Regions from separate parts of the Homo sapiens genome. Here region 2 is linked to region 1. Evidence: read pairs that join two places in POLR2A ChIA-PET (ENCODE). Cell type or tissue: A673. All regions are shown on one strand.

What was found. Peaks named below come from ENCODE experiments on the same cell type or tissue, not always from the same donor. Only the 100,000 strongest peaks of a DNase experiment are listed, where the experiment ranks them.
Region 2: POLR2A ChIA-PET joins it to region 1 with 5 read pairs; 2 of 35 experiments call an interaction of 5 or more read pairs at or near these places.

Annotation. Positions count from the first base shown.
Region 1 is chr6:146,289,448-146,291,947 of GRCh38, forward strand. The region is part of intron 2 of GRM1 (glutamate metabotropic receptor 1); the gene reads left to right. Among named protein-coding and RNA genes, the nearest start is that of RAB32, 250 kb to the right of the region's middle. In A673, no CTCF peak of the experiment used is centred here; a DNase peak (open chromatin) is centred at 1,074.
Region 2 is chr6:146,047,542-146,050,041 of GRCh38, forward strand. The region is part of intron 1 of GRM1 (glutamate metabotropic receptor 1); the gene reads left to right. Among named protein-coding and RNA genes, the nearest start is that of GRM1, 20 kb to the left of the region's middle. In A673, no CTCF peak of the experiment used is centred here; no DNase peak of the experiment used is centred here.

The sequences.
Region 1 (2,500 bases):
AAAGAGTCAGACAATTTTTAAAATTAAAAAGTAAATAAAGTCAAAAGTTACAGTAAACTAAGGTTAATTTATTATGGAAGAAAAAAGTACGTTTATGTAGCCTAAATGCCCAGTGTTTATAAAGTCTATGGTAGAGTAATGTACTAGGCCTTCACATTCACTCACCACTCACTCATTGTCTCACCCAGAGCAACCTCTAATCCCACAAGCTCCATTCATAGTAAGTGTCCTGTACAGGGGTACCATTTCTTAGCTTTTATACATTATTTGTACTTATATTTTCTATGTTTAGATGTCCTAGCGTTGTGTTACAATTGCCTACAGTATTCAATATAGTCACAGGCTGCACAGATTTATATGCTGGTAACAATAGGCCATGTATATACAGTGTAGGAATGTAGTAAACTGTACCATCTAGGTGAGTGTAAATAATGCATTCTATGATGTTCACACAATGACAAAATCACATAAGGATGTGTTTTTCAGGATGCATCCCCACTGCCAAGTGAAAAATGATTGTACCTGTAGCGAAGTGTGAAAGGAAGGAAATGAAAGAGATGTTAGGCAAAAATAATGGATTTGGGAAATGCTCAGCCTGTCCAGATTACAAATATGCTAAAATTAGGAGAATAACTGTCAGGAAAACATGATCTGTAGGGAAAGCCAAGGGTGTGGCTGGACAACCTTTTGTTACTGCATTAAAAAGATCAAAAGATAAGTGTATTCGGTCATACAAGGGGCTCTTTGAACAGATTAGTGCACTTTATGGGTCTCCTTAGCCATCTCCAGAGAAACCAAAAATAGAGATCAGATTATCTAGGAAAGATCCATGGACGCAACTCTTGTTTAATGGGAAACATTTTCTTGACGTACACAAGGTTCTTCAGAATTTCTTAACAACGTAAAAAACTGACAGCTCTGACTGAAAGGGACAGAGACTATGAAATGAAGCATAACTGTCAGACTCACAAAATTATACAGGCAGGAAATAGACTGATAAACTATTCAGTTGCAAACATGTGCTACCATTCATAAAAAAGGAAGCATGACTCAGAGAGCCAAGTCTCATGACCAGAGGGCAGAGCCTGTAACCATAGGGAATTATTCCCAGGCTTTGAAACCCAATATTGTCTGGCCATTTGGGTTTTGAAATTGCTTGCGATTGGTGACTCATTTTTTCTTTCAATTTTCTCTCTTTTTGAATGGGAATGTCTATATACTGGTACTCCATGCCTGTCCGACTATTGTATTTTGAGGAGCAGATAATTTGTTTTCTAATTTCACAGGCATAGATGGAGAGGAGTTTGGCCCCAGGATACATCATGTTTCACTCATACCTGCTTTACATGATTGAGGTGATGAGACCTGGGAATATTGAGTTGAAGAAATGTAAATGAGATTTTGGACTTTGAGTTGATGCTGTAATGGGTTGAGACTTTTGGGGATGTTGGGATACAGTGACTGTATTTTGAATGTGGGATTGATACAAATCTTTATGCAACAGAGGGCAGACTGTGGTAGGCACAATAATGACCCCCCAAAAATGTCTACATCATAATTTCCCGGACCTGTGACTATGTTATATTATGAAACAAGGGGGAACTAATATTGCAGATGGAGTTAAGGTTGCTAATCAAACGAATTTAAAATTGGCATTTGCCTTAAATTATTCCTTCTCTGATGTTAAAATTATGTTAGTTGGTTTCTTTTTGTTTACATTTCCCTGGTATGCTTTTGCATATCATGTTATTTTCAGCTTTTCAATCTGATAAGTTTTATTTTAGGTGGGTCTGTTGTATGCAACATAGTTTTGGTTCTTTGAAATCCAATTTAATATATTATTTTTATTATAATGTGTGAGTTAAGCCAATATTGCTTTTTTTGATAAATATATCTTTTTGACAGAAATATGTATATATTATTTTGAACAGATATATTATATATATATTTATTTTATACTTTGTAAAGCCTTCCTTGAGGTGTTTTATCTCTTTGCTTCTGTAGTGTGCATGTGTGTATGTAGATACACACATCTAGATCTTCTGATATTTAGGAAAATTTTTGTTATTATTCTAAGAAAGTCCCCCTTGTCTTCTCTTTCATTTGCTACCACAAATACTTCTTAAACGTAACCATGAGGAAGTGAAAGACTTTTTCACAGGAAACTACAAAAGATTGCTAAAAAAATTAAATAAGACACAAATAAATGGAAAGATATGCATGGATTGGAAAACTTAATATTCAATATTTGTGGATTAGAAGATTTAATATTACTAATATGATAAAACTATCTAAACAAATCTGTAAGTTTCAATTCAATCTTTATTAAATTCCAACAACTGTTTTTGGAAAAATGGAAACATGGATCCTCAAATCCATATGTAATTGCAAGAGGTCCCAAATAACCAAAACAATATTGAAACAGAAAAAGAAATTTTAATTACTCACATTTTAATACTTCAAAACTTACTACAAAGCCATAGTAATCAAAACAATGTGG
Region 2 (2,500 bases), 240 kb before region 1:
GTGAAATGCCACTACTTAGGTCACATGCCTCAGGAAAAAAAAAAAAAAAACCTGCCAGGAGCAACGCCTTCTTCTTGGCAGAGAGGCATGCCACCTGTCACCCAAAGCTGCTGTCCCCTCTAGCATCATGCACAGATAACTTTGCTTCACTTCTGCATGTGGGGAAGTTGTGTTCTCTGCCTTTTGCAGTGTATTTCTCCATGGCATTTATCTAGTGGAGAATTTAGTTTGAAACTTATTGAATTGGGGTTTATTGCCCATACTTATTGGACAAATCTTAATCCAGAAGAATGGTTATAACCTAGAATGACACTGGGTGAAAATTTGAATTGTGTTTCACATGAAAGATGGCATATAACAGGCATATTTCCACCTGACACCTAGCTATGATGCCACCCTTGGTGACAGAGCAAGATCACTCCTTATGTCACTCCTTAATAGCATGCATGGGTTCCTGGAAATCAGCCTTAGTGAACACATTCTGGATCCTTAGAACCATGCCTCATCAACTCTTAAGGCATAGAAAACAAGGAACATAATTCACATATTCACAAGCAGGTAAAGCACTCCATACAGCGTGTACCATATTTTAGATTTCCTCCATATCTTTGTAAGGTCTGATATGGGGTTAAGCACAAAGTGCTTAATTAATATTTGTTGAATGAATAAGCAAATATTGTTTTGTTAAGAGGCAATCTAATAGACATTTGGGCTGGCCAGGGTATTGGAATTCCTTGGCTTCATGTTTCTCTAGGAAGGACCTATGTAAAACCTCACTGGGACTTACTTTTAGGAAGAGATGCATGTTCTTACTGCCATAATAATGCCATCTTGGCACAAGTGTAATACTTAAGAGTTAAAGCATTTTCCTTTGCGTTTTTGAGTGATTCCAAAACATATGCCATTAAAACCATTAAAACATATGCTTTTTCAAAACATTTCAAATATAATTCTTATTTTTGCCCTCTGTTTTTGTTATGGGTTAATTGTGTCCCACCACACCCCCCAAAAAAGTTGGAACCCTAATACCTGATATCTCATAATATGAGCTTATTTGAAAATACGAGCTTTACAAAGGTGATTTAAATGGTAAAGTTAAAATGATATCATTAGGGTGGGCCCCAATCCAACATGATTAGTGACCTTATAAAAAGAAGAAATTTGGATACAAAAAAAGACACGCACACAGGAAGAACACAATTTGAAGATGAAGACGGAGATTGGGGTGATGCATCTGCAAGCCAGGGAATGCCAAAGATTGTCAGCAACCACCAAAAGCTAGGAGAAGGCATGGGACAGACTCTCCCTCACATTTGTCAGAAAGAACCAATTCTATCGACACCTTAATTTCAGATTTTTAGCCTCTAGAACTGTGAGAGAATAAATTTTTGTTGTTTAAGCCACCCAGTGTATGCTACTTTGTTACAGCAGCCCTAGAGAACTAATACAGTTCTTTTGAGGCTATTATATTGTAAAACCTGCTCTAGGTTTTGGTACTTTCTGCATGTGCTAAAAAAAAAACTAGTGTTCACGGTGCAACTGATGCTCATCTTTTTATCGACTATTAATTGCTTAACTTTTACCCTCCCCCTACCATGTGAACCACCACCTTCTACTCATAAATGGTAATATAACTCAGAGGTATGTTATTGTGATGGCTAATTTTAGGTGTCAGCTTGACTTGATTAAGGGACACCCGGATAGCTGGTAAAGCATCATTTTTGAGTAGGTCTATGAGGGTATTTCCCAAGAGATTCACATTTGAATCAATGGGTTGAGCAAGGAAGAGCTGCCCTCAATAATGAAATAAGCTAAGGACCTATATAGAACTGGAGATGGGACCCCCCTTTTCTCCTTTTCTTACACGTCAGTACTCCAGGATTTACGACTTTGAACTCCAGGACTTGCATCAGTAGCTGCCTAGATTCTTAGGCCTTTGGCCCTGTACTGAGGGTTATGCTATCATCAGCTTCCCTGGTTCTCAGGCCTTTGGACTTAGACTGAGTCACATCACTGGCTTCCTTGGTTCTCCAGCTTGTAGACAAGTTACTGTGGAACTTCTCAACCTCCATAATTGCATGAGCCAATTCCCATATGAAACCTCCTTTCATATCTATCTATCTATCTATCTATCTATCTATCTATCTATCTATCTATCTATCATCTCATGTTGGTTCTGTCCCTCTAGAGAATCTTGACTAACAAAATTATTATTATTAAAAAATAACAACGATGGCAGTACCATGGAGTGAGTATTTATTGTGTGCCAAACACTGTGCAATTGTTCAATGTTCATTGCTTCATTTGGTCCTCTCGATAACCCTAGAAGGTAGGTACTATTATTATTCTTGGAAGTTTAAAAATGATCATCTAAGTCATACAGGTAAAAAGTGGCAGACGCAGGGTTCAAACCCAGTCAGTCTCATTCCAAAGGCTTAGTGTCTGATTACTACGTATAATCTCCTGTATAAGGAGACACTAAGATTCAAAACAGGCTTAT